Linked DNA regions of Mus musculus: all the other regions are linked to region 3. A link is a loop called in an ENCODE intact Hi-C map of the cell type or tissue named here. Cell type or tissue: left cerebral cortex. All regions are shown on one strand. Each heading gives the region's core, and the rest is flanking DNA. Links, peaks and the distances in the headings are about the cores only. Region 1 overlaps Vit (vitrin). Region 2 overlaps Strn (striatin, calmodulin binding protein). Region 3 holds the start of Strn (striatin, calmodulin binding protein). Region 4 overlaps Strn (striatin, calmodulin binding protein).

Region 1 (7,562 bases), core at 835-5,834, 140 kb before region 3:
ACATGTCACACATGTCACACGTGTTACACGTGACATGCATGCCATGCATGTCGCATGTGTCATACATGCCACATATAGCACACATATTATATGTGTCGTGTGTGTCACATTTCACACATGTTACACATGCCATATGTGCCACATATGTCACACATGCCATACATGCCACACGTTATATATATCACACCTATCACAAATGTCATGCATGCCATACATGTCACACATGCCACACATGCTACATATGCCACACGTCATACATGTCACATGTGTCATACGTGTTATATATGTCATGCATGCCACACATTGCATGTCATACATTTAATACTTGCCATATATTTCATGCATGCCACACATGTCATGCATGTCACACATGTTATACATGCCACATGTGCCATACACATCACACATGTCACACATGTCATATATGTTATACATATCATACATGTCAAGAAAGTTGCCCAGTTTCTCAACTATAAAACTGTAAGATCCTAGAATTACAAAGGATTCTATAAAATGCATCTGGGCAAAAAATTAATCCTCACAGAAGCAAAACCTCTTTGAGGTCTTAAATCACCAACTCATCCTCGGACTTCCAAAGAAAGTCTGATATTCTAAACGGCTTCCAATTAGAGAGACAACTTCAAATCCATGACCCTCAACTTAATATCTCGTCATTTCTGGAGTAGATTTCTCCAGTTCCTCCAGTGAATCCTTCCGTGACTTGCAGTGTGTGGCAGAGCCCTGCACCCAGGGCAGAACACAACGCCTGTGTCTGAGAATTACTGCTCCTTTGAAAACAGTGCAGACTCCAACTGGGCAAACTGCCTTGCAACTGGCTCCTCTCCTGTTGAGCCTGCAACTACTCAAGCCCCTGGAATTGTTCTGTTCTACTGCCCCTAGAATCAGCAGGCCGCCCGAAGCCTGTCTATGCATACTTGAGTATGTGTACGTGGGTCAGAATATCAAGCATGGCCCCGTGGGCTCTGTCTGAGTCAAAGAAGCTTCCCTGACCTGGAAATCTAAGCATGGAATTAGTGTTTCCATGAAAAACGTTTTCCAGGTCCCAAATAAATATCTCACTGTGTGTATTGGAGGATCTCCCGTTGGTAAACGTGGGGCCACTGATGCTCTCTGGCATAAGTTCACACCAAGGATAGAAAATGTCCCCAGTGGTCTCTAAAAGTGCCTGTGCAACAGGCTACTGGCATACCAGTACCGTGGGCCTGTATTCTCTTAGCACTTCCTGTGTGGCTATAGCAAAAGGAAGTCTGGGGGAAATGCGCTGCCCTCTTGTCCTAGGGATACACAACCAGGAAAGGGGACGGGAAGATACTAGCATCCCTTAGCTCTGGAGGCCTGCTACACCATCAAACTTCCACTTCCTCCTCCAAACTACACCTCAGGGACCCACCAGGGAGGAACCTGGGGCCTGTCAGGCCACCTGGGCTTCAGGCCCATAAAACTTTATAGTCCTGATGGCTACATGTTGCAGCTCCCTCTTGGGTCCCATGCTAGTGATTTCCAGACGTGCAGAGAAACAGAGATAACTGAGACCTGCCTCAGTGTCACATGTGACGTGTCAGAGGGGCAGGGACCATCATCTTAGGTCCTCTTGAAGGCTTAACCACGGTAGTGGGAGTTATAGGTGATGGTGCCAGGCCAAGCTTCTCTGTGGTGTAATAAAGTACTCTGAGATACTGGAACAACAGTGGTCCTCTCTCTCTGTGTGTGTGTCTGTCTGTCTGTCTGTCTGTCTGCCTGCCTGTCTGTCTGTCTCTCTGTGTGTGTTTGTGTGTCTCTGTGTGTGTGCCTGTGTGTGTGTGTGTAAGAGAGAGATTAATAGAGGGATAGATTAATAGATTGGTGGATAGATGATTGGATGGATGGATGGATAGATATATAGGTGGATGGATGGATGGATGGATGGATGGATGGATGGATGGATGGATGGACGGACGGACAGACAGATGGAGATTAGACTCAAGCTCTGGAGCCTGCTTACCTGGGCTCAAACTACAACCAAAGCAAGTGTTTGTGTCCTAGTTTCCCCAAGTGCACAACGGGGTCATAGCTGTACCTAATTCAGGCTCATTATGAATTATTGCTTTCAAGGTGATTCTGGCTGACATTGAACAAGCTCTAGGTAAATGTTGATGTTTCCTGAATGTTCTTTGCACTGGAAATTGCTCCGAACACAATACTTTCCTTGGCTCTAACTTATCTGTTGAGATTGCCAACCATGCATTGTCACCAAAATAACCCCGTTTTGTTGAGTGACACTTTCCAGGTGACTGTGTGCATACATCCCGCATCCAAGCCTCTGCTGTGTGAGTAAGTCCTCGTGACATCAACCTTCCACAGGAGAAGGCCGTAGGTGAACTGTAGACGAGGTGGCTGCGGCACACACCCTGCCTGTTTTCCGAGACCTCGGCATGATCTTTTAACTGACTCCTTCCTATACCGCCCTGTCCCTCCTTGGCACCTGAACACAAAGGCCCTTTTAGACATTTACTTCGTGTTACCACAAAATCCAAAACACACCGAATTTCAGCTGTCCAAATATTTTTCAGGACTGGCTATTAAACGAATGTGAATTTGTTCAGATTTGTCACCAAGGGGGATGAAAGAGGCTTTGGGGACAACAGTAAGAAGCTGGAGTCACCAAAGTAGTAATAATATGCTCAGTATGGTAGCCTTCATGCTGAGGAAATTTTAAAACAGCACTTTAAGGACGTTGGGCAAAACCCAGAGATGCCAGCAGCATCATTTTAAAAAAGAAAAATAACGCAGTGCTGATTTTCACCAGCAGGTGGCAGTAGAGTAATAAGGGTAAAATAACAATATTTAAATATCATTAGGAAGGACTCCCCGGCAGGAGACTATCTCACCCAACCTAGTTAAGGCTTGCCTTAAGCAGGTTAAATCCAGGTCTTACCACTAAAACTGAACATACAAGGGTGTGCTAGCCTTTTCAAATCTCCCTGACCTCTTTGCATACAGAAAAATATATATATATATATACATATATATATATACATACACATATATATATATATATTTTTACAACGGGAGGGCTGGCCCCTCACCCATCGATCACTTATTAAGAAAATGCCTTTCAGCTAGATCTTACAGAGGCATTTTCTCAAAGGAAGTTCCCTCCTTTCAGATAACTCTAGTTTATGTCATGTTGGCATAGACCAGTCAGCACACTCAACAGAGGCACACAATGAGAGGAAACTCAGAAACTGGTGGAAGGGGTTGGCTTTGGGGAAAAATCCAAACGGGTGGAACAGTGTAATTAAAATGGTATTGGTCACATATGGAATGGTTAGTAAGTGTGGGTGCACGGGTGGGTGGGAAATGGATAGATGACCAGACCGGTGGGTAAAACATTAACTCAGAATACTTCAGGTGGCTACAAGGAAAATAATCCCAGGTTTTCAGTCATCTAAGACAAGGTTAGCATACTCTGCTTTGTTTGGGTAGGTAGTGACTCCTGGTCTCCAGAAGTCATAAGTACCAGCCAGCCATTGGTGTAGTAGGGACTCTATGACAGTGTGCCAGGTGTGTCGGACCAGGTGAGCCTTTGGGGAATCCTAGGACTCCTTTTAGACTCAGTGCAGAGGGAATGAAGTATCTCTGTGTGGGAGGAACATCTCAAGAATTTCACACTGCTTCCTCCAAAATCCTAGCCCCATCTTCCACCCTTGCAACTTCGGCCTGGGCTGGGAAGCCACAACCTAGCAGTTTGCTTGGAAGCGTATGCTGGTTTGGTTTTAGTAACTTTGTCTCTTTTTATTGAAATTCAGAAGAGGTGGACGGGTGGAAGCCTGGACCAGTCCTTTTAGATTCAGGTAAGCATCCAGCTGACCTCTTCATACCGATCAGACCAGATGCACAGCATTGAAGAATCAGGAGGAAATAACAGCTCAGCCGGTGGCTCAGGTGGTCCAGCCTAGACAGAGAGGTTTTTCTGAAGAGTTTCTCCAGGGACTTTCAGGTCCAGGGATGGGGTTACCAAACTTTCCTAAGGATACCTGGGCAATATTGGTTTCCCAAAAGGGAAAGAGAAGGCAAAGGCTGGAGTATGTGATTTCACTGCAAGATGGGTTTAGACCCTCGCTTCTCCTGGCAGCACGCACTGAAGTTCTTTATTAACGTCTGCTTCTGTGAGAATGGTATTCAGAAGGGCTGCCTGGCGGTGCTGCATGCCTTTAGTCCCAGCACTCAGGTGGCTAATGCAGGTGAATTTCTGTGAGTTTGGGGCCAGGCTGGTCTACATAGTGAGCTCCAGACCAACCAAGGCTACCTAGTAAGACGTTGTCTTAAAAGTTTAAATTAAAATTTTAAATAAAAATTTTAAAAAAGAAAGAGAGAAGCCGGGTGTGGTGGCGCATGCCTTTAATTCCAGCACTTGGGAAGCAGAGGCAGGTAGATTTATGAGTTCAAGGCCAGCCTGGTCTACCCTGTCTCAAAACAAACAAACAAACAAAACAAAAAACAAAGAGAGAGAGAGAGAGAGAGAGAGGGAGAGAGAGAGAGAGGAAGGAAGGAAGAAAGAAAGAAAGAAAGAAAGAAAGAAAGAAAGAAAGAAAGAAAGAAAGAAAGGAAGGAAGGAAGGAAGGAAGGAAGGAAGGAAGGAAGGAAGGAAGGAAGGAAGGAAGGAAGGAAGGAAGGAAGGAAGGAACATGGTATGACGTTTTCCATTCTCATCAATGTGTGTGTGTGTGTGTGTGTGTGTTTAACTGAATACCACATTCAATATTTGACCCTCTAACAAAGCCTTCGAAGCAAGGTGAGACAGGGATACGAAAGACCAACCTCTAAACTTAGCACTAAGTACACACACACACACACACACACACACACACACACTATAGTAGAGCATTGAGACATGTCCTTGCAAAGCATCTGGCTGAGAAATACCGTTAGACACCAAAAGAGTATTTCCAAATGACGTGAGGAGGTATGGAGAGCTGGCTGACCTTTAACAGGAAAATGAAATCACACTGAGAGAGAGAGAGAGAGAAAGAGAGAGAGAGAGAGAGAGAGAGAGAGAGAGAGAGAGAGCTCACTTCCACACCTGTTCCCACTGCTGGAAACTTCCAGAACTAGGCCTCCTGAAAACTGTTTCCTGCACATGTTTGCTGCCTCTGAGAAACTCGCTGGTCACAGCTATCCTAAGAGATCCGTGCTTATTGTCACCCTCTGTGTGCCCAGCCCTAACAAGCGGCCCCACCCCTGCCTAGCTGAACCTCACCCTCATACAACCTCTCCAAACATGAGCATTGTGTATCTCTGTCTCCAGCCTTAAGGTGCTGGGGGCGAGAGGCTGTCTTCTCTGCCCTTCTACTTGAACTGTGTTCCTCTCTGGGGCCCACACAACCTTTTCCAGATCGCCCTCACACATCTAACTAAACGTCTTTGTTTAGTGCCTCTGTCACCCAAATTTAGCCAAAGACCCATAGGTACTGAGCAGAGGAAAGCTTTGGACGAGACAAACTCACTTCTCCTGACCTCAAATTTTTCAGAATTTTAGAGAATAATCATTTATACCTACACATCTGTAATGTTTTCACATAAATAAACCAGAACTCAGATAGAACGAATTAAAACGAGAGCGGAACAGAGCCCCCTGAAGACCCAACAGCACCCTTGGGCGGGCTGTCGGTACTTAGGTTCCTCAGGATGGGCCCTGGGTAGAGAAGAGGCAGCTGGAAGCCAAGACCCAGAGCTGGGTATGAATGTCCGCTCTGTCCCGTTCTCTGGGGGTAAGGCCAGGCGCTTCCAAAGCTTGGAAATCACAGCAGCTTTTGCTTCTCTTTCCAGGATTTGTGCCAAAAGAAGAACTCAGCACACAGTCTTCGGAGCCAGTGCCGCAGGGAGATCCAAGTGAGTTAACTGAAGAGCTGGGGACCCCGGGGTGGTTTGAACATCTCTCTCCTCTCCTCTGCGTACTGACTTTCACTCAGACCCACCTCTCTCCTACCGCACAGCTATTGAGCTTCTACCTTCTGACACTTTGTTCTAAGGAGAATGGAGAGCTTTTGAAGGATTTAAAGTATATGTATGAGGGGTAGAGGATCAAGGGTTTTTTGGGTTTTTTTTTTTTGGTTTTGTAAGTCACCATGGCAACAGGGCGAAGACTGGGAAGAGATGTGGGGGCAGGAAGGGTGGATGAAAAGGATTGACGGGCTGATCGTCAGGGGTGGAGTACCATGGGAGTCAGAAAAGCCAGGCCTTGGAGTTAACCAGAAATTAGAGAAACTGGTAGAGTCAAGAAAGATAGAAGAGGAAGAATCTATAAGTTTGGAGTGGGGCAGGAGACAGGACAGTTAAAGATGACATCTGGAGGCCACTTGGCTGGCAAAGGCTTTTGTTGCAAAGCCTAACGGCCTGGGTTCCACCCACGGTGCTCCGGGGCTTCCTCTGATCTACACGCTGCGCCGTGACATCGTCATGCCCTCCCACACACACACTCGGTAAACGCATAGATCTAATTCATACTGTAAAAAAAAAAATGACTTGTGTGACTAGATAAATGTCACTGTGGTGAGGAACACAGGTCGGACCAGGGTTGGGGACAGGAAGGCTGTCTATGCCTGTCATTTGCCGTGAGATATTCAGCCCAATAGCAAGATCTAAAACTTGGACGAGATGGGACGCTTCAGTCTGAAATTCAGAGTCGGGGAGGAAGATGACAGTGACTATACATATTCTGTCTTTCTTCGTCAAATTAAAGAGAAGAAAGAATGTTAAATGGGTATTAAAATGCCTTAAAAACATTTAGAGTTGGAAGATGAACTGTGTGGTTCAAAGCAGAGACTCTATTATGTATCTGGTAAATGGAATGTAGATAAGGTTGAAACCAAACAGAAGGCGCACATATGATGAGCCTCGCTAGGCAGGGGAGAAAACGCCTGCGAGTATCAGAGGAGGGACTGGGGAGAGAGGGAAGGCGGAGAAGTGTAGTCTCTTCCAACATACCAAAGAGAGCACCTACAAATCGACCTAAAGCTGCCACTAGGCAGCTGAAACAAAGGTAGAAACAAGAGCCTCCATCCCAGACCCACTGACTGATCCTGCAGCCATAGTTACCAGTGGTCCTTGAGAGTGGCTCGCGGGTTATTTTGTGGGAACTTTCTAACACCTGTGACCTGGGCGTGCCTCTGATAGCTATCATCCAAAGTTACAAAACATGGACCTGGTGCGTTCTATAGCCCAAAGCATGAGTTTATCTATAGAACTACATTGCAGAGAGCGGTAGCACAGAATTATTAGCAGCGTGTCGATTCCTTGAGACACCACACATCTGACCTTTCGTCTTCATCCGGAACCTTTCTTGTGGCCGTAAATAAGACACCAATACTGAACTCCTACTGGCCCGATTCCACCCATTAATACTGACGTCAATCTCACATCAGTCTTTCTGTCTTTCCACAGAAGAAACCCACTGGGTCTTAGCCTGTATGTGCCATGAGATAGAAGCCTAAGTCATTAAGATGTCCTGGGAGTTTAGAGGCAGGGGCTTTTGCTCAGTAATAGAGTGTTGGCCTAGGAAG
Region 2 (7,562 bases), core at 1,715-6,714, 57 kb before region 3:
TGGTTAAGAGCACTGACTGCTCTTCCAGAGGTCCTGAGTTCAATTCCCAGCAACCACATGGTGGCTCACAACCATCTGTAAAGGGATCCAATGCCTTCTTCTGGTGTGTCTGAAGACAGATACAGTGTATTCATATAAATGAAATAAATAAATCTTTTGAAGAAAAACAACTCTTACAGAGAGTATTACCCTAAAACAAGAAGCACTGTTATGCTTGCAGTACTTCTTAGCTTACCATCTAACAAACCCATAAGATAGCTATGGCAGGTTCTGAGCAGAGAGCCTACAGTAAATGGTTTCACTTTTCTAATTACTTACAAGCCATTTGCTGATAACTTGTTTAAGTGACTAAGCAACAAAACTCAGGTATAAACCAATGTCTCTGGGGATTGGCACCAGGGCCGGAGAGATGGCTCAGTGGTGAAGAACCTGGGCTGCTCTTCCAGCGGACCTGAATTCATTCCCCAGCCCCCACATCACAGCTCACAACTCTGTGCCTCCAGATGCAGAGGATCTAATGCTCTCTCTGGCTCCATGGACACTAGGCACACACATGGTGCACAAACAGGCAGAGCCTCCACAGGCTACCCTGTCCTCACAGTTCCACAGGTAAACGTACCACCCACTCCTGAGTTAGGAATCAAGCTGACGTCAGAGGGGCCACCACTAGCTGTCAAGATGGAAAGTCTTTGTCCTCACTGCCAGACAAAAAGGGCAGGGAAACGCCAGAAATAGTACCTGGAACCTCTAATTAAATGTCTCGGAGTATTTTGGGCTTTAGTTATTACTAAACATAGTATTAAGTAACAAAAGCAACTCCGAGGGCAAACATATCTAGGTAACCTTAGACAAAATGAGACAGCCATTGGGTCCACACCATCATCACAGTCATGCCTAACAAGTGTTGCATTTTATATAAACAAATCAAAAACCCCTGTGTTTTCTTATGCTTAGGCACCAAAGAAAAAGGAGCTGTGGTCACAAAAGAAATATTATCAGTAAGTAGGAAGGGGTAAAATTTGTAATAGCAATACTTTCCTTCCCCAAACAGATTCTGTACTTAAGAAATTAAGGAGAAAGGAACGGCAAATGGAGACCATCACAGGAAACTACAATCAGACACAACAGAGATCAACAGATGGGAGGGAGCCCAGCCCCAACTGATAGCCCTGCACCGCAGCTCCTGCATCACAATTCCTGCATGCCCGCTTGCTCGGGGAACATGGCAGTGCGAGTGGAGATCGTAGGGAATTGAATGCAAGGAGGAAGTCCACTGTAAAGCACGTGAAACCGGCTCTCCTAGAAATGGCTGCAAACAAGACCAGAACAACAGCAACGCCAAGAAACATGTTCACATGAAAGGAGAAATTTTGCAGTTTCACTCCGAGTCAAAGAACTGCAGCAATTAGTCACTGCTAGGAAAGGTGAGCCCCGTACTGGCTGCTCAGGGAAGAGCGGTCAGTCCTGAAACCACACACACAACAAGAACAGATTCAACAGTAGAGCTTACATGTATTTGTTATATGTATATACATATACATACGAACATGATGCATGCAGCAAGAATATTTTTTAAAAGGAAGCCATCAACTAGAGAGTGCAGAGAGGACATGGGAGGGTTTCGAGGGTGGGTAGCTGGGAAGGGCTGGAGGGGGGAAAGGGAAGAGGAAGGGAGATAATCTATTTCAACTAAAAACATTTAAAAGGATTTTTAAAAGAAATATGAGTTATAGGCTAGGGAGTTTCAAGCAAGTTAGAAAAAACTTTGAAAATTACTTAAAAAAAAAGATAGTTCAAAAGGGCTTAGTATTCTTTATGTTACTAAAACCACACCTAACAGTTCTTAATTCCATTTTTCCCTCATAAGTTCTTGAATAAAGCAAATGCTTTTGCAGAATTATCGCTTACAATTTCAGATCCTAACTACTGTGAGGTAATGAAGACAATCCGGTGGTGGCTACAGTAAGGGAAGAAGATGAACAAAGACAACGCTCTAGACCACAGTGGATCCCAACCCTCCTACTGTGTGGTACAGTTCCTCATGCTATGCTGACCCCAAATCATAAAACTCTTTCGTTGCTACTTCGTAACTGTAGTTTTACAAACTGTACCGTGAACATTTGCTATGCAGAATACTGGCATGTGTGACCTCTGTGAAAGGGTCATTCTACTCCCAAAGGGCCACAACCCACAGGTTGAGAACCACTGCTCTAGACAGCAACACAAGGAACAAGCAAACCTTGAGGTCAGGAGAAGGGGCAGGGTGTGGCTGTGGAGAAACCATGCATACAACAGACTAAATGTAACCAACAGTAGCTATATTCTCTCAGTTTAGATCTATTAACTTTTTAAAAATACTAATAATTTTTTTTTAAGACAAAGTCTTTCTGCATAGTCTTGGCTGTCTTAGAGCTCACTGTGTAAACCAGAATGGCCTCAATCCCACAGGTATCCTCCTGCCTCCGTCTCCCAAGTGCTGGGATTAAAGGTATATACCACCAACCCCACTCAGCCTTAAAACAATTGTTTTTAAAAACCTAGTTGCTCTATGAGCATTTTTAACATGACAAATTTCAACCATTTTCTCTGTGTAGATTGTAATACATTTTATAAGTCATGCTTACCATTCTATACACTTAAAACTTTAAAAAGTCCTTTTGATATGAATCTATCAGGCTACAGCTGTGTGTGGAAACATAATACAATGTAAAACTTAATGAAACTGTTAAGAAAAATACCCAGTTATTTAAATACATTTTCCTTCTCAGGCTGGGGTGTTGCATTTGCCTATTAAACATAAGACCTTGGGATTCAATACCCAGCATGTGATAAGGATGAGGGAGAAAAGCTTTCTGAACCCAGTATTTAAATGTGGGTAATGGGTGAATCTGTTTCCAGAGGATGGTTCTTCATGCATGCTCACAATGTCCTGTGATCTGTGCTATCAATTGGAACGGTATCAACACTATGAAATTAATTACATGAAAAGAAATTAAATGGTTAAAAACTAAGAAACCAAATGGCTAGGTTGTTAAAATTTTCCAATCTGATCATTTAACATAGATTTAGTAGTCAATTTATAGATTTTAAAATATTTTAACTGATATAATTACCAACAAAGAACTTATGGTAGTTACTTGCCACTGGGCTATGAGTAAAGTATCTTGTTAGAAAATGGTATCTCAAAGCAACTGCCACACAAAAGTCCATGAGGAACTATACAACTCTGGATGGTTAGGACAAAGCAAAGGATCAGACATTTAGATCACACTATTTTGCTAAGAAAAATCTGGGTGATTACTTGATATTCAAAACTATCTCTGATAGGACTAAGATCAGCAGTGTAAATGGCTATTATTATACAAACAATAATGTGGCAGAAATAAGAGTTTCTGATGAAGCCCAAAAAGTAGGAAGCATAAAAAACAGAAGTTATACTAAGAAAGCACATTACAGCTAAACATTATTTTCATATACAGTCTCTTATTTATCAGAGTCTTCTGGGGATTAAATGAGGTACTTATTATAATCTTCATTTTACAAACTAATAAAATTATGCCAGAGAGAACCAAAGCCAGGTGACTTTAATCCCGGCACGCAGAGGCAGAGAGGCAGAGAGAGAGGCAGAGAGAGAGGCAGAGAGGCAGAGAGAGAGGCAGAGAGGCAGAGAGAGAGGCAGAGAGGCAGAGAGAGAGGCAGAGAGAGAGGCAGAGAGGCAGAGCTCTCTGCATTCCAGAACACCCTGGTTTATATAGTGAGTTTCAGGATAGACAGAGCTACATAGTGAGACTTTGTCTCAATCCCCACCCCTGAAAAAACAAAAAACCAAATGCCGTGCTGCAGACATACGCCTCCACTACGGTCTTGGACACTGGATCCCTCAGCTTCACATTCTAGCTTTCCTTCTTCCTATTCTTAAATAAAAGACAAGTGCACACACTCCACTGAACAAAGTCAAGCATGTCCGCACCTCCTACTTCAGAGAAGAGAAAGGAAGGAAGAGAGAGGGAGAAGGGAAGGAGGGGGAAGGCTAGAGAAAGAAGCAACATTAACTTAGATACCCTTGCTACTGTAGGAAGTGCATGGGAAGTCAGTACACGTAAAGGCTGAATCAACAGTTAAGACTTAAACAACTGACGAAAGTGACAGGAGAGTCTGAAACTGCAGCCCTCCAGAGAGAGACAAGACCGTCTCGGAGCTGCTGGAGCCACCATCAGGCACCATCCTGTGTCTGCCAGTTCTACTGTCATCACAGACAACAGCAGGACACGGTTAGAACATGCAGCGTTCAGCACACTGCAGTTCCATGGAGAGCTGCCTTCTCTAGTGAATTGACAGAGTCTAAGCATACTGAGGAGGGAATGTTATACTACAAATAATACTGAGATTAAAATCAGCAATAAAACCTCTCTACTTGCCCAAAGTTTATGAAAGGGCTTTAAGGGCCCAAGATGTTAAGGACACGGACTTCTAACACATGGATTCTGGCAGGTAAAAACATTGAAATGATTTCTCCAACTCACTGTGGAAGTATCAATGACACTCTTGGCTCTTCCATCAGTGTCCTCGTCCTCGTCCTCGTCACTGACATCTGCAGCTGCACTTTCAAGGAATTTGAAATTGTCCAGCACAGAGGCAGAATCCGTTAGCTCGGATTTTCTGGTTTAAATAATATGTACAACAATACTCAGGTAATCTTTTAAAACATCACCAAAACATGAACTGTTGACAAGTTTTAGCACCTCATGCCTGCATTACAACATGGTTATAAATGATCCCCTAAACTATCCCATGACCTACACTGATTCCCATCTACTACAGTTCTGTGCACGAACTGAAAAAGTCCAACAGTGAGCGCTGAAGCCCTCAATCTCTGACAGACAGTTCTGCACAGACAGACCTTCATGCTAACCTAAATGAGTAGCTCTGCACCGTTTCTCTATTGTCTCTTCTCTACAGCTCCACCTTGGACCTCTCGTGTAAGCTTCCACAACTATACAACAAATCCAAGGACTTAACTTTCGAGGTCAAAGTACAACTACTCATAGCATGCACACGCCATACTAAAGAGAATTTTATTCCATTTTTAAAAGGTCCAAAGGCATTTGTTAACAAAATTTTTATTTTGAACCTTTATCTAATTCTATAGTTTTATATCCCAAATAACTGGGACTGTGTTTTCTCAAAGGAATTTACAGAGTTCACTTGAAACCATTCTTTTAGCCTAAATATGAGTTGAAAAAAGTAAACAAACTTAAGACATTCACAGATTCTTTGGTTTTTTTTTATTCAAAGATTTATGACAATTTTAAAATAAAGAATAATCTCTTTATTGAACTATGTTTATTGTTATGTTTATTTAAGTAAAATTATGTATATGTCAATGATATGGGGTCTGAAACAAAACTCCAATAATTCAAGTAACTTCTGAATTGTCATACTTACTCCTTTAATTCAAATGTGTATGTGTATATATACCAATATATACATATATTTAAAATAGATATTTTATATCAAAGGAAAGATGAGGAACAACATTATGATATAAAAGATATGACTAAGGAAAGATTTACTTTCTGATCTCCGGTTCATCAATAATATATCATTCTTATAGATTTGTATTTAATTTCACTAACATGTTTTATGAGATTCTAACAGCAGTTAACAGGGTTTCAAGATATTAAGATCTATGTTAAATCTTTAAATTTAAAGAAAATAAAAATACCCTAAATGAAAATTATATTCTTTAATTAAAATAACCTTAAGACCTTCTAACTAAATGAAACTTTTTAAATTATAACATTTAATTAACTAAAATTAATTTATTACCAAGTAATCATTTTAAAAGCTTAATATCCTCTATACCAAAAATATTCAGAAAGAACTTAAATTGCAGCTAAAACAATTTCCAGACAAAATACTTACCCAATCATTGCTGTCTCTTTAACTTCAGCCTCTGTGCCATTTATCACTGAGTCCTGGTTTTTGTCATCCTCCCTGTCAGTGACATCACTTGAAAAGCCCAACAATGCCCGCACACGCTTGGATTTCACGTCTAGAATAGTATCTGTGTAGCCGACCTCCTGGAGATACCTGCACAAAACGGATCCTTATAGTTCAGTCACACAGGAATTAGTGTTGTAAAATTTAAAATGTAAATAAAAATATTTCTTTAAGCTCACTGACTATATAAGGTTTAAGAGAACAGTGCCATGTCAGTAAGGCTTGTTAATAATATTCCAGCTGCAGATGGAGCTGTCTCTTGCAGTACCAGCCTCTACAGTCACAAAGGAAAACCAAAGAACTATACAATACACTATTCATTTATCCTAAGAAGAAACAGTTCTTCAATGTATTTCAGAGCACACTTTCTGCTTTAGGAAAAATGGAACACTCTCCTCACAAACTCTACCATTGCTACTTTAGAAAAATGGCTCCAGTTGTTTTAACATTTCTTATGTGAAGTATCATTAACTAAAACCTGCAGAGAATGCTTCTTGTATAAATGGTTTCTTTCCATGACACAGAAAAAGGTACCATTTTTATTTCATACCAGTCACTTTAAAAAGAGATGTTTCTGACCTGAGAAATTCCAAAACAAAAATAAACAATTAAATTGTGGGACTTGGGGTACACAAACTCATGTGAATTTGTGTAATTTAAGAGAGTCAGAGGCACAGAAAAAGAGCACAGAGCATACAGTTACCTCCATGGCTCAAGCCCAATTCTGCCACTTTTTTGATATGGAACTTTCTATTAAACTTTTTATTCTCATCAAGGAGACCCAATATCACCCAGGATATACAGAAAGCACTCTATACCCAAGAACTCCAGTGTTAAATGCTGATAATGGTTTGTTTTAACAGACCAAGCGTGGTAGTGGTGGGACCAGAACAAAGGAAATGACATTGATTCATGATATCATGATAACGCGTGTTTATTTATATACTAGGTCTTCAGAAGGAACAAGGCGAGCACAGGTTGATAAGACAGCTCGTTGAAGTCCAACTTACTTCAGGAGTTACTAGAGCTGAAGGATACCTCACAAAAATAGGTGATCAAATGGGATAGGAAGTCTTATTAAATCAAGATGCTCACTGTTCAAACCCACTCAGTAGCCACAGAAAAGTCTTAATTTTAAAAACCTGAAATTATAAATTCCCACTTTCTTGAGTCCTCTGCAAAAAGCAGCCAATGCTTGATTCTCCTAAGCCAGTTCTCTAGTTCATTTTTCTACTTTTAACAATTAATAATTTGCAACAAAACTAAATCACATGTATCTGTTTTAAACTGCTGGGCTGGAGAGATGGCTCAGCAGGTAAGAGCACTGACTGCTCTTCCAAAGGTCCTGAGTTCAAATCCCAGCAACCACATGGTGGCTCACAACCACCCATAATGAGATCTGACGCTCTCTTCTGGTGTGTCAGAAGGACAGCTACAGTGTACTTATTTATAATAATAAATCTTTGGGCCAGCGCAAGCAGGGACTGAGTGAGCAGAGGTTCTAAAATTCAATTCCCAACAACCACACGAAGGCTCACAACCATCTGTACAGCTACAGT
Region 3 (7,562 bases), core at 813-5,812:
TCAGTAAACCGAAAGGGACAGACAACCCCAAAATGTGGCATGGCAAACCAGTAGGAATAAGCACCGGAGTTGAGAGTGGGGAAAACAGCCGCCGGGAGGGTAAATGGATCAGAAGGAGTGGGAAAACAGGCTCAAGGAAGTGGGATCAGCAAAAAAAAGTCAAAGGTGACTGGAGGAAGGGGGATGAGATTCTGGAAGTGATGGGCGCAAGGCAAGGGGGAGGGGGCGCGAGCGGGCTGGGGGAGGGGGCGAAGGGTCTGGGGCGGGGCTGAAGAGAGAGAAGAGGCGGGATGAGGACCGCCAGGCCGGGAGGGTCTTTACCTGCAGCTCCGCCCGCTCCACCTCCCACTGGGCTCTCTCCACCTCGAAGCGGGCCCATTCGTGCTGCAGGAAGTGCAAGATCCCCGGGAGGCTGTACTGAGCTCGGGCCGCCCCCGCCGCAGCCGCTCCGTCTCCGGCCGCTGCAGCCTCCGCCAGAGGCCCGAGCCCCTTAGCACCGCCAGCTCCCGGGTGGTTGTTGCTGAAGAAGACGCCGGGCCCCGCCTGCTCGTCCATGGCGGCCGCACGAACCCCGGGGAGCTCTCTGCCTAGGCGCCCAGCAGCGGCGGCAAACTGCGGCGGCCAGCTCTGCCTCCTCCCTCCGCCGCTCCCCGCCCACACCCCAGTCAGCAGGGAGCAGCCGCCCGGGCGCGGGGGCCGGGCGAGCCCGTGACGGGCCGGGAAGTGGGTCAACTGCGGCCCGCGGGGCTTGCCGGGAAATGTAGTCCCGGGGCGTGGCGAACCCCGCTTGCCTGTAGGCCTGCGCCTCTCGGAGGCCGGACCGAAGCCACGCCCTTTCCTCGCCACGCCCTCCCCTGACGGCTCCGCGGGTTTCCTCTTCGGCAGTGCGGCCAGCCGATGCCCCTCGGGTCGCGCCGCCGCAGGCTCCCTTCATGCGGAAGTTCGCGAGCGGCGCTCCCTGTTGCATATTCGCACGCGGAAGTTATCACGCCAAGTACCAGCCCTAGCTCCACTTAGTTTAGGGCTTCCTGGTCGTTTTGTTAAGAAATAGGCGCTGGGCAAGCCATCCGGTCGTCTGCCCCCTCGTCGCCCTTTTCGGGGTTCATCAAAGCCTCGACACCCCTGGACCACGGCTTGCCATCGAGCCTACCATTCATCCCCAGAGGGGCTCAGTGCTTGTTAACAGACCAGTTTTCCCTTAGGAGGAGGAACTCTGGTCTTCTCTCTTTCTGCTAAGGTTCGACATTTGCCATGAGGGCTTTTTCTAATTTCCAGTTTAACACTTGGTCTGAAATATTAGTATTAAAAGTCCCTTTCTCTGTGCTAATCCTGCTTGTAAATTCTGCCAAAGTTTTAGATCTCCAGTAATAAAGAAGTGCTGCCTGTCCAATCTCATTTTTCCCCCCATCTTTGCGGCAGTTTTCACTCAATTCGCTTGAACAAGTATTTTATTGTCAGTAATATTCCGTGCCAGGAATATAAAGATAGATGTCACAGTTCTTGTCATCAAAAGGAGGTTGACATACATATAGAGTCACAGAGCCCTAAGGGCTACAATCAGAAGGAACAAAGTCCCTTTTTGCTCTATTGCACTCCTGAACCCGGGAACCTCCCCTTCCCACTTGTCGCTTTCCTAATTTCTTGGGCAATTGATCTTTACACCAAAGGCACACTAAAATCCTTTCCTTCTAAGTGGTTTGCCAGTGTTTTCCCTCTCTGAGTACCCTGATAACTATTATCATTATAAATTTACACTACACCAACTGGAGAAAGGAATGTGCCTGAAGAACATTTAAGAAATGAAAACGAAATTAAGTAATTATTTATCTGTCACTCCAACAAAAAAAAATTGTAATTTTGTTTTGATCTGGTGGACATGAAAAAAGAAAAAAAGAGAGTCAAGATACAAGCTGATGAGTGACTTGCAAGGGAAGGGCATCCTGTCCCTGTCCTCTCTGTTCCCTGGTCTTCCCATGGCAACTTGTGAAAAGGACAGGAAACACATTGTCTCTGCTCGGGTTGCAAAGAGCGATGGCAAAGCCCTCTGCTCAGTTACTGAATGTTTCTGCTTTGTGAATTCATTCTTTATTATCATAAAAAGTTGATCCAGGCCTGGCCAAATTCCTTGTGTCATAAATTAGTTTGGCTCTAAATGTTCTTTGAGATCCAGCCTGATTCATTCACAGCTCAAGAAATTGAGACTGTCCTCAATGAGACCTTGAATGACAGATGACTACCAAAACTAGCACCCAGATTACCTGCCTGTTAGCCCAGTAACCTTAAAAAAATTAAGCTGGACATGGTGGCACAGCCCAGAGACAAGAGACAAGCAGAGGGAAACAGATTTCTGAGTTTGAGACCAGCCTGGTCTACAGCATGAGTTCTAGGACAGCCAGGGCTAGTTATATATTTCTCTATCTATCTGATTTAATTTTAATTAATTAAAAACATGCTGACTACTCTTATATCTATCAGAACCAAGAAAACATAAATAGAATTTTTTTCCTTTCTTTTTTTTTTCCCTATCCTTTTCTTTCTGTTTTTTGTTTCTTGGATTTTTGAGACAGGGTTTCTCTGTGTAGCCCTGGCTGTCCTGGGACTTGCTCTGTAAGACCAGGCTGGCCTCCAACTCAGAGATCTACCTGCCTCTATCTCCCAAGTGCTAGGATTAAAGAAGTGTGTGCCACCACCTGGCTAAGATTGGAACTTTTTCATCTGAGCGATTTAAGTAATTTTTATAAGCTTGGGTGTTAAACAATCTGTTTTTTTCCTCTAACAGAAGACATGTCAGACAAGACAATGGCTTTAAACTGATTCACAAAAGACTATAAAACATAATTAAATGCATAGATAATAAGGCAGGGTAGATGATTCAGTCAATAAGGTACTTGCCATCTAAGCATGGGAAACTGGGTTTGAATCCACAGCACACACATAAAAGCGAGGTGCAGGCAATGACCTGTAATTCAGTAATGGGAGATGGCAGGATATAAAGTAGAGACAGGTAAATTTATGGATATAAGTGACTAGCCAGTCTGGCCAAACAGATGAACTCTAGGTTCAGTGAGAGATTCCTGACTCTATTTAAAAACAAACAAACAAAAATAAAATAGAGCTGGGGATTAATCAAGGAATACTCATGGATTTCAGACAGACACACACACACACACATATACATGCTACACTAATGGATTTCAGACATGCACACACACATACACATGCTACACTCATGGATTTCAGACATGCACACACACATACACATGCTACACTCATGGATTTCAGACATGCACACACACATACACATGCTACACTCACATACTTCCCAAAAGTATCAACATCCTGGACTACTATGGATACATACTAGAGAATCATTTTCATTCTTATTTAAACTTTATTATCAAATAATTTCTTTGCTTTTGAGTACATCTTTACAATCAAAATAGCATTGATGGTTCATATCATGGACATAACATTCAATAAGTCAAAATATTAAGAGTTATAGTAAAATAGGATATTAAACTTACTTTAAAAGATCTGCATGTGGTAATATTTTGTTGGTAGTTTAACAAAACTCAGTACATTTTTTAAAGTTTTAAGGTTCTTTGTTTTAATAAGGACCCTGAATCCTGTATTACTATATGAGCTAGATTCTAAAACATGTGTGTGTGTGTGTGTGTGTGTGTGTGTGTGTGTGTGTGTGTTTGCTGCTCATGAGTGGAGGTCAGAGAATAACTTATGGAGTAAGTTCTCTCCCTTTAGTGTGTGGGTTCCTGGGGATGGAAGGCAGGACTGTCAACTTTATTAAAGCATAACACATGTCTTACAAAATCAGTGTGAGGTCATATAGGAGAATGAATTTAAATGTTTACCATAATACCTACCTATGGTATATACTAAATAATCATAACTTTTTATAATATAGTTCACAAGACTAAATGAAATTTGTACACACACACACACACACACACACACACACACACACACACACACACACTTAAGGCCCTGGTCAATGCCATAATTAATTTCCCTTTTGCCTTCTTCACTCCCACTCCAGGACTTCAGTAAGAGTTAAATCCTAAAACCAACAAGACTGATGCTTAAGCTAACCTCTAAGCCTCAAACAAAACTCATGGTGTTGTTGATGTTCCAATATCTTCATTATCCAATAAAGCCCAAGTGGCAGGGCCAATAGCTTCTTTTCTGAGCACACAGAGCAACCGTTGAGGTGGTGACTTCTAAGTCAGCGTAAGGTGAAAGGGGGACCTGCTAGCAGGGTTCTCAGATAACAATGTGTGTGTGCTACGTTCCACTTCTCCATGTATGCTTTGTAGGACTAGCATTACATTCCTATAAAATGACAATTCGTCTGATATTTTTTCCCCCGTTTTTCATTAAAAATGAGTGGCTCTTTTTCCCAAGCTGTGCAAAATAACAGGTTATTTGAGTTTCCGAGAAAGGCTTCAAATTGAACCTGATGGCTCTTTCAGAGTTTTGAAGGAAATGGCTTGGGTGGAAAGAAGCCTCCAAAGGGACTAAAAGCGCTTTGGGGAACAGGAACTTGCCATCGCCCATTGTTTATTCACGTCTGTCCTGTCTCTCATCTCTGCCCCCTTTTCCTTCCTGCCTGTTCTCTATCAGGCAGCTTTTTCCTGCATCCAGCTTCCCTCAGACTCCTCAGATGCTCTGCCGGAGATGTCTGGTCACAGCTGTGTTGTGGAAACATATCGTGCACATTGAGAATGAAGGAATCCTATCATGTGAAAATTCCCTTGGAGTCCAACAATTAAATCCGCATTGCGAATCTGTGATAGGATAGGGACTTGGCCTTATTAGTTATTACTGCAGTTACTATTATTTGGGGAGAAATTTGAAGCTAGGAGGTTGACTTATTTTAGCTTTAAAATGATCATTTGGGGCTGGAGAGATGGCTCAGCAATGAGGAACACTTTTTTTTGAACATTTTTTTTTAGATATTTCCATTTCCATTTCAAATGCTAACCCCAAAGCCCCCTATACCCTCCCCTAGCCCTGCTCCCCAGCCCACCCACTCCTGCTTCCTGGCCCTGGCATTCCCCTGTACTAGAATGAAGAACACTTACTAGTCTTCCAGTGGACCTCAGTTCAAGTCCCAGCAGGCACATCAGGAGTCTCACAACCACCTGTAACTCCAGGTCCATGGAGAATTAACACCTGCACTCACATGCACATTTTATTTAATAAGTTTAACTTTAAATTTTCATGTGTAACTTTTTTAGATAATCTAAAAGGGCGCTACAATAGCGATCATTTTGAATCTTGGAAGACAAAGCAAACACATTATCTATTTTATTTTACTGGTCACTTTTTGATACTTCACGATAAAAGAATTTTCATTATTGTTATTGTTGCTGTTATTTGACACAGGGTTTCTCTGTATAGACCTGACTGTCTTGGATTTGCTCTGTAGACCAGGCTAGCCTCAAACTCACCAAGATCCACCTCTCTCCCTCCCAAGCTCTGGGATTAAAGGCATGTGCCACCACTGTCTGGCCAAAAAAGATCTTTTTTAAGAATACAGTTTCATCTCCATTTTTAAAATGTATCATTAAATTAGAATTAATTTTTATTTTTTGATGGATTATAAGTATATAAGTAAATACTTCAAGGCTATATAAGATTACCTAAATCAAATATCAAACATAGACAGCCTGAAAGGATTACCCAGTTCTGAAGCTGTAGCAAGCCTTCTCTTAGAATATTAGTGGTGACCAACTTCGGAATTTACCTAAGCAAACAGATTAGGTCTTGATCATATTTTTTTAAGTTTATTTTTATCTTTTGTGTGAATGTTTTGCCTGCATGCACCACATGTGTGTCCATAGAGGCCAGAAGAAAGTATTAGATCCCTCAGAACTGGAGTTATAGATGGTTGTGAGCCACCATGTGGGTGCTAGGAACCAAACCAAGGTCTTCTGCAGGAGTGAGAGCTCTTAACCACAGAGCCTACTCTCTAGCCCTGTATTAGTCAGGGTTCTCTAGAGTCACAGAATTTATGGATAGTCTCTATATAGTAAAGGGATTTATTGGTGACTTACAGTCTGCAGTCCAATTCCCAACAATGGTTCAGTAGTAGATGTGAATGGAAGTCCAAGGATCTAGCAGTTACTCAGTTCCACACGGCAAGCAAGTGAAGGAGTGAGAGCTAGACTCCCTTCTTCCAGTGTCCTTAATACAGTCTCCAGCAGAAGGTGTAGCCCAGATTAAAGGTGTGTGCCACCACACCTTTAATCCCAGATGACCTTGAACTCGGAGATCTCCCTGTCTTAATCTTCTGGAATCTATAGCCACTATGCCTCAAGATTTCCATACCAAGATCCAGATCAGAAACTTCTATCTCCCAGCCTCCAGATTAGGGTCACTGGTGAGCCTTCCAATTCTGGATTGGTGTGTGTGTGTGTGTGTGTGTGTGTGTGTGTGTGTGTGTGTGTGTGTGTGTGTGTGTGTGTGTGGCTATTTCTGCCAGCTGTACAACTGGGATGCACTCTTTTCCAGCAGGTACAGCTGCTCTCAGCAGAAAATAGCCAATCTTCCCTCACCTGGTGGTCCTCAGATCTAGTAAGTCAGTCCTCAAAATAATGCAAATATAGCACAGTTGGGGTTTTTTTTTTGTACATTATTTTGTATAAATATACAAGAGAGAAGGGGGGAAAAACAGGGCTTAACAATACCAAAAAAAGAAAAAGAAAATAGAAAAAAAGACAAGGTCAAAGATGGCTGAGGAGGATTGGGGTGGGGAAGGAGGAAAGGGAGGGAGGGGAAGGAGAAGAGGGGAAGGGAGAAGAGGAAAGAAGAGGAGGATTGAAGCTGGAACGTCTAGCTTCACATTCTTGCTTTAGTTCTTAGGTTTTCCGGACATGAGCCTACCCTGCATGTGCTAGCAGCCCTTACCTCTGCAGCTTTCATACAGCACCGCTCACTGTGTGTGAGTTACGGGACTTGCAGACGGTCTCTATAATGGGACATTCTACCATCATCTACCATACCATACCTCCGTCCCCAGGTCTTCCTCTGCAGCCTGACCCGGAGCACCAAGCACGGGAGGGCAGGAGCAGTTTGAACCTGCTCACGGTTTTACATGACCTCATAACAAGAAACGTGACGGATCCACTGAGTGTGTTCAAACTGCATTTGTATTTAGCACATGCAATTCACCCCAGGCAATTTAAATACAGTTCTTAGTAGAAGACAATGACCAAATTAATGCTGCAATGTTTGTATAAGAATGTAACCAGATTGAAAACATGAAAGAAGTCCCAGCACCACAGGTGGGAGACAGGAGACTGGCTGCCATGGCTAATCTCTGTGCTGGTTTAAAGCATGACTTTTCCTTCTTTTTAATTTTTTTGTTTGTTTCTTTTTCTCTCATCCATTCACAGTTTGTATGCCCAAGAGAGTGTTCATTTTAACTTTTTGTTTGTTTTTCAAGACAGTTTTTCTATGTAGTGCTGGCTGCAGCTGTCCTTGAAAGTCAAAGATCCTCTAGTCTCTCTATCTCCTTAGTGTTAGGATTAAAAATGAGTACC
Region 4 (7,562 bases), core at 814-5,813, 75 kb before region 3:
GCAGAGGCGAACTCTATCTCAAGAACAGCATGGCTTTACGTTTTGCACTCCATGCCTAACTGATGCCTGCATTTACAGGAGTCCTTTTAAATGAGGAAATAAAGACAAGCTTCTCTTTACTAATTTTTAAAATATCTAATTTTACCCTTACTATAGAAACATCGTTTTAGACCTCTGGTGAGACACACACACACACACACGCGCGCGTGCACGCACACGCATACGCACACACACACGCACACACACACACACGCGCGCACAAGCACGCACACGCACACACCCACACACACACATGCACACGCACACGCGCACGCACACACACACGCACACGCGCACACACGCACGCACACGCACGCGCACGCGCACACACACACACACACACACACACACACACACGCACCGTAAGCGTCGTAGGGATCGACGTTGGGATTGGTGGTGCTCCAGCTCTGGATCCGCCCGTCAGTCCCGCCGCTGTAGCACTGCTCACCATTGCTACTCATGACCACACACAGCACCGGGCCTCTGCAACACCAACAGACACTCGTGTGGTAACGAAACCGTTATCACAGACATTAATTCTACACGAGAGCTTACAAGCATTTAGAATGTTTAACTACTCAAATGCCTTTCTACTCTCCAGCTTGTAACAATGAATAAAAACACTATTGGGGTACTATTTATTTTTCTTTCTTTGCTACATGAGAAGTTAGTAAATTATGGCCTTGAGGCTAAAGTCACCTAGTAGGCCTAGTACAGTCTTTAAGCTAAGAATGCTCTTTATACTTTTAAACCTAAAATAATAGCACACACAACAAAACTAAGAATATTCAAGAATTAAGGCCCTTAGTTCAATCCCCAGCAAAAACCAAACCAAACCAAAAGCCAAAAGAAGACCAAAAAAGTCCAACAAACAGTATATGGCCTGCTAAACCTGGAAAAATTATTTACTTTCCTACCCTTTATATAAAAAGATATCAATTTGTATGACACATCAAGTGAAGACTTGCCCACTATATGCAAATAGAAGCAAGAAAATATGTTTTTCTATTACTATAGAAAAACTCTTGGTTAAAAATATAAGTGGCATGTGTGTGAGCATGTGTCCTTAAGGAGGCTACCCAGGCCTCATGCCTGATGGGCATGACTTCTACTTTCAACGACACCTCCAGACTTCCAGTAATTTTCATGTAGGCTATGTTAAGGGAAGGGAAAAAAATGTGAGAACTCCTTTTAAAAATTATTTTGCTTTTTAACTGTGTACGTGTGTGTGTTATCTATGTGTGGCTGCCCAGAGGCCTGAAGAGCGCTGTCAGATCACTAGAAGCTGGAGTTACAAGCTGTTGTGAACCCCTTCACATGGGTGCTGGGAACCCAACTCCAGTTTTCTGAGAAGCAGCACACACCCTTGATTGCTGAAGCATCTTCGAAGTCCCAATGCTAGCACTTCTAACAAACCTAAACGCTTTGATTTCAGTTTATAATGTGCATATACCAGGATCCCTACTGGCATTTACCTCATCTGCCAGGTTCTTTGACATGTGCGAAAAAAGCCCAACACTAACAAAAAAAAAAATTAAATTACATACGTGAAAGAATGTATGATATTTCAATTAAAACTGTGTCATAAAGATGTTGGCTTAAGATAAAAACTAACCAAAACCAAACCAAAGCAAAGCAAAGCAAAGCACGGCATACTTACTTGTGAGCCCTGAATGTATAGATAGGCTCCACATCTAGAGAAGTACTCCTAAATTGGAGAAAGAAGACAAATGTAAAGGCTCCACACTTCAGCAGTGAATGGCGTGACTGACGGTGTCACAGCACCACAGTCAGAAATAGACTTAAGAAAGACCCTCGGCCTCAGAGTACAGAGGCTCACCTAATGCCAACTACACCTTAGTGGCATCAACAAACTACCACCCCAGTGCAACACCTTGAACACAGCCTTCTTACATTGCTACAATTAAGACACTAGTGGGAGAGCGTCACTCCCAAGAGAAAACATGGGCTGCTAAGGTAATTTCAGAATGTGATTTCCAGATATATCATTAACTAACTAACTCAGGGAAGATTTTATTATTTCAGAACTTCAGATTATCCTATATTTAAAGTAAAACAGGAAGTCTAGATAGCATCAACTATTCAACATTGAAAAATGAGAATCTAAATATAAAAAAGTCAAGGCCAGAACTACGCACATGGCAAATGGTGCGTTTACCTTCCCCGTGTTTTCATGAAGGTTAGTACGTCTATGCTTGAATCTGTAGACACTCACGGTTTCCTACATCATGTGACAGAGATCTGTAGGTCTGCTTACCTGTCCTCATGTCACTCAGAAGCTTAAAGGTAACCAGGGTACTGTTATTTACATGTGCAGATATTTTTACTAATTTATCTTGTTCTTTACCAAAATCATACATTTAACATTCAGTGGCATGTGACTGGGCTGCAGCCAGAGCTAGCATGCTGTGAGCGGAGAATCAGAAAGGCAGAGGCACAGCACCCGAAGGGAATGACCTCTGCTGACCCCATCCGGTGTGCTCAGGCTGCAGCCAGCACTGTCCTGCATGGCACACAGAACCAATGCTACTGGAGTCTTTTAAAGAGGGCAGCGGATTTCTTCTACATGTAGTACACCTTCCGCGACGTCCTGCGGCACAGTGCACTGTACCCTTGTGCCTGTCACAGCAGAGGATCCCTGCTGGTGGGCGCTGGTTCTGATGACGAAGGGTGAACTCCGGAAGGACCTAGTCAAGTACCTGGTCTACCTCGGGGCCAATGAAACACTTTAAGAAACTCATGCCTGCTGTCACGCAGACGGCACCAAGCCAAGACAGAACACCTAAACATGCACACCGGCGTCCTCCGGGTCAGGCAACCGCAAGTGTGGAAAACTCGCTGCCAGCACAGAAAAGTACCTAAGCACTTCTTCACTTTGTAAATCTAAACCGCAAATGATGGGCCAGACTGAGGTCAAAGGTTTGATAAGTCTAAGTGTTCCTACTTATGTCTCTTCACGTTAACAGGGATCTTCATTACAGACAGAGGCCCCACAAATAAGACAGCCTCGTGAAATACTTCTGCGTAAGGAGAACACGTGGGAACCACCAGGTAAAAATTCTTTTCCTCAACGTCAGACCTAACATTAGACTTATATAACAATTATAGACTTATAACAATTACTTTTAAAATAAATCTTTTCCTGTTGATAAATAATTTAAAATCTTTAAAAAAAAGTGCAAGTAGAATATTCTCACTTTTTGGCTGGGGCTGTTTTCTGTAGATTCCACATTTTCAGCGTATGGTCCTCTGAGGCTGTTATTAACACAGGCTCAATGGGGTGGAAAGCAAGGGCTCGGATGCCATCAAAGTGACTCCTTAATGTAAACTTAGGGTTCCACGTCTTCCTCAAGGCATCTTTGTTATTCGCTATCTATAAAGAAACAAAAGATCGGGCTGAGACGGCTGATTGGCTATTAAACTAGTACATGGTGTAGTTCTCAAAATAATACACTTCTAAAGTAAACAACCAAACAGATTAGCCAAATTAGCAACATGTGGCAGCAGTTCTCATGGGAGAAATGGGAAACAATCAGAGAACAGTCAGTGTAATTCAATCTAAAATGTGGGTAACTCCAAACAGTTCTCTGCCACTGCTAGCTTGGATCCCGAATGTCTCCACGGCCCAGGTGTGAAGGCTTGTTCAGAGGGGAGGGGCTTTAGCAGATGGACACTAGACTAGACAGCAGGAGACAGCGGAAGCCGGCCGCCTCCTTTCTCTGCTTCCCTAACACCATAAAGCAAGCAGCTGCTTCGACACAGCCTCACCACAATCCCAACCAGACATGGACTGAAACGCAAGTAAGCCTTCTGCCTACCACGCACTTATCTCAGATTGTTATGTCACAGTGACAGTGACAGACTGAATAGTTATTAGAACTAACTCAACTCAAACTGAAAGACAGAAGTGTGACTGGGATAGGAAAAACTGAGTTTTCTCTCTTTACGCCTGTGTTCTGGCTAGTTTTATGTCAACTGTGTCAACTGCTAGAGTCATTTTGGAAGAGGGAACCTCAGTAGAGAAAATGCTCCCAGCAGCTTGGTCTGTGGGCCAGTGTGAGGCATTTTTTGATGGATGACTGGTGTGTGAGTCCAGCTCACTGTGGGCAATGCAATCCTAGGCTGGGGGTGCTGTGCGCTTTAAGAGAGCAGGCGTGTAAGCCAGTGCTCTTCCATGGCCTCTGCTCTGATTCCTGCACTGACTTCCATCGACCATGGACTGTAATGTGCAACTGTAAATGGAATAAACTCTTTTCTACCCAAGATGCTTTGGGTTATGGTATTTCATCTCAGCAATGCAGCCCCAAACTAAGACTCAGCTCATTGAAACGCCGATCACAGTTTTTGAACCTCATACTTTCTTCACCAAGATGGAAACAAGCTGGATATAGAACATGTTAAAATGGCTGAGCATGGTGTCACACACCTGGCAATTCCAGCACCCAGAGCTGAGGAGGAAGAATTAGAATCCAGAGTGATCACTGAGCTACGCCCCTGCTGCTATTCCTCTTTCCACACGCAATCAAGTGTGGACCGAGATGCCACGTGAAGACAGCATGCAGGGCACTTTGTGGTAAAACATTAAAAAGAGCCTGGTCGCCCCCAGGTTAAGTGAGAACCCAGGCAATGGTAGCATCTTGACGGCAGCTACGTAAGACCCGCAGCAAGGACTACACCCAGTCTCTGGGTGAAGGGAGATTAGAAGCTGATGCTTTTAAAACATATTTTCTTCTATTAAAAAGTTTTTTCCATAATATACTGACTACAGTTTCCCTGTACCAATTCCCCCAGGGCCTCCCCACTTCCCCTTCTATCGGAACCCCATCCTTTCTCTCTCATGAGAAAACGGACATCCAAAGAATACCATAAAAAAAAAACACGGAAAAAGAAGCAAAGAAAAAGAACAAGAAACACATGTGGACACAAGAGACATACATGATCACAGACAGAAACCCCACAGAACTGAAAACCATAATATACCCAAAGAACCTACAAGGTTAAAAAAAAAAAATCTGACAAAGAAATATGAGACAAAGAATCTCCAAAAATGCCAGAGTTCATTTTGTACTTTTAAAAATATTGTAATAGACTACTGGTATGTTTAATAAAACAAAGAACTACCTTTGGAAATAGAATAGGAAACATAATATCAATTTTTCCTGAAAGGGAAAAAAGTGTATCTGCATTAGGAAGAAGGCCAAGTTCCATCAGTACTGGGTAAAGTCTTCATGGTTTGGGTGGGAAACTCTGCCTCCAGCCATTATGAACTAGGTAATCTGGGGACCCCTGATGTGATGGTAAGGAGACAGGAAGTGAGCATGCAGCAAAGAAGGGAAGCCAGACAGCACAGGGAGCACACGCTGGACAGGGCTGACCGAAGGAGCAGGCCAGGGCCTGCAGGGAAGAAAGATATCGGCTCATCACAGGTGGAGAAAAACACCACCACAGCTCACACTTCCTTCTTCTACCTAAAACCAATGCACACTGTAGAGTGACCACAGATAAAGGCAGTCTCTAACTTTAATCACCAGGTTATTTAGAAAATATTAGCTTATTTTTATATCCATCTTTGCAAAGTTTGAAATTAAAACTAAACCAAGATCCATACTTGTGACAAATTTTACCTCTGCCATCTTCTACAAACCCAACAATTAAATTTTCAAACAGATTAATGGTGTGACAAACAGAACAGCTACTTACATCATAAGCTAGTGAGTCTGCTTCATTGGCCACCGTGAGGCCTGCTAATTCTCCAAGCCCCAGCTCGCTCTCAAGGGCTTCGTCTGCTCCCATGATAAATGACTTCCCAGAAGAAGGGGGGAATGTCAGCGCTTCCACTGAGGAGACAAAGGCCAGGTTACACACCTAGACAACTCACAGCGAGGCTTGCTTGCATTACACTTCTGCTAAGTGATCATGTACATTTTTACTTGATCAATTTTCTGGGTTGGTTTGTCTGTTTGTTTTCTGAGCCTAGGCTGGCCCAGAACAAAGGTAATTCTCTTGCCTTGGCCTCCTAAGTGCTGGAATTACAGGCCTGAGAGATTATACCTCTATTACTGTTAGGAAATTTTGCAAACAGTGAAATTTCCTAGCAAAAAACAAAAACAAAAAAAAATCTTAAAGACTGCTTGTTCATATATTATCCTGCTAACAGCATCATCTAGTTAGAAAAGTAAAAGAGAAACAGACCTAGTAATCTACTGTCCTTCCCTTTATCATTACACAGAAACTAGTGAGTCTAAAACTAAGGTTTTTCTCTATTTTATGATAATTACTCAGATAATGTCTACCTACCAATTACTAAGTATATCAACAAGTAGTTCTTGCTGTATGTTCAACACTGTTGATCTCATACAAAATAAAACCAATCGAGTCTATAAGCTGGAATATTGTAGACATTTCAAAGTGAAAACTCTACAATGTGCCTATCTAAGAAAACTTAATATACACTGTTAGAAGTCAGAGTTCTCTCCTGAGGTGAGACAAGTGACAGAGGTTAAAGGCCACAGAGGACGCTACATTAGTAATATCGAGCATCGCTACTTTAGTGATTCCCTGTTCCTTGATCTGAGGGTGACCGTATCAACAGGCCGTGGCTACTTCTGATTTGTGACGATTGAACGAGATGCTCCCATGTTTTATTTTTGTTGAGCGCATTAAATAGTGGCTATCTGATTTAAAAACAACAGTGGCATCTGGATGTGCACAACTTTAACCCCAGCACTCTGGAGGCCCAGGGAGATGAACTGCGAGGCCAACCTGGCTGACATAATGAACTCAGGCCAGCCAGGGATAAGCAGTGACAAAAACTAGGACTAGTGACAAAAACTCAAAATCTGTCAGAAAAAGAAAATCACTGTCAGAATAAACCATGACACAAATTAAGCCACTCTCAAGCCACACATACACGAGAGTGGCGCCAGTAAGAACTAAGCTCCCCCTAGCACGCTGCGCATCCCCTGCAGGGGTCAGACAACCCTAGCGCTCTGCAGCCTGACAACTGTCCAAATGTAGTTTTCAGGTCAAAACTTCAAAGAACCACTCATGTGCACCTAGGAGACTAGGGATTCCCCAGGTGTCTTTTCTTTGTCCTATTTCCCATTTCTAACATTTTTATAAGTGAGGTAAAAATGGCCTGTCCTGCAGACAGTAAGACTTCTTAAGACTTGTGGAACAGAGCACAGCATGGGTGCGTGGGTTAGTAGTAGCTAATGCTCTAGGAAGGTCTAGCCAGGGAGGGGTCAGAAGAGAAAGCAACAGGGATGTCGCATCTTTACGTGGGTGGGCATCTTGCTCTCTGGGTCCTCAGAAGTGAAGAAATAGGTTACAGTACCTTGGGTAACTACATAGTGCTGCCTTAATCAGCTTCTAGAAAACCAACAAGACCTCAGCTACTACCCGGGACTAAGGAAGCTCTTCCTGAGTGCTGGGGGAGACGCTTTAGTGACGGGCGAGTAACTGTAAAGTGAGCAGCCCTTCCTCTCCTTCCCGCCACCCCA

What was found. Peaks named below come from ENCODE experiments on the same cell type or tissue, not always from the same donor. Only the 100,000 strongest peaks of a DNase experiment are listed, where the experiment ranks them.
Region 1: it touches region 3 in a loop (17-fold over the local background); 9 of 42 quality-filtered maps call a loop at or near these places.
Region 2: a loop joins it to region 3, with 2.7 times the contacts of the local background. A loop is called at or near these places in 10 of 42 quality-filtered maps.
Region 4: it touches region 3 in a loop (2.7-fold over the local background); 7 of 42 quality-filtered maps call a loop at or near these places.

Annotation. Positions count from the first base shown.
Region 1 is chr17:78,596,015-78,603,576 of GRCm38, forward strand. It overlaps Vit (vitrin), which reads left to right. Exons shown (of 14, transcript NM_028813.2): 8 at 3,810-3,854; 9 at 5,830-5,892. Among named protein-coding and RNA genes, the nearest start is that of Gm32573, 12 kb to the left of the region's middle. In left cerebral cortex, for the core only: a CTCF peak has its summit at 2,810 (motif pointing right); DNase peaks (open chromatin) are centred at 2,806 and 5,808.
Region 2 is chr17:78,678,305-78,685,866 of GRCm38, forward strand. It overlaps Strn (striatin, calmodulin binding protein), which reads right to left. Exons shown (of 18, transcript NM_011500.3): 5 at 5,926-6,093; 6 at 4,524-4,659. Among named protein-coding and RNA genes, the nearest start is that of Strn, 54 kb to the right of the region's middle. In left cerebral cortex, for the core only: no CTCF peak of the experiment used is centred there; no DNase peak of the experiment used is centred there; H3K4me3 peaks cover 235 bases; H3K27ac peaks cover 303 bases.
Region 3 is chr17:78,735,933-78,743,494 of GRCm38, forward strand. Strn (striatin, calmodulin binding protein) reads right to left here and starts at 629. Exons shown (of 18, transcript NM_011500.3): 1 at 322-629. The coding sequence starts at 555. In left cerebral cortex, for the core only: a CTCF peak has its summit at 2,692; DNase peaks (open chromatin) are centred at 2,064 and 2,674; H3K4me3 peaks cover 625 bases; H3K27ac peaks cover 493 bases.
Region 4 is chr17:78,661,362-78,668,923 of GRCm38, forward strand. It overlaps Strn (striatin, calmodulin binding protein), which reads right to left. Exons shown (of 18, transcript NM_011500.3): 10 at 5,761-5,897; 11 at 3,258-3,433; 12 at 1,700-1,747; 13 at 401-522. Among named protein-coding and RNA genes, the nearest start is that of Strn, 71 kb to the right of the region's middle. In left cerebral cortex, for the core only: no CTCF peak of the experiment used is centred there; a DNase peak (open chromatin) is centred at 3,806.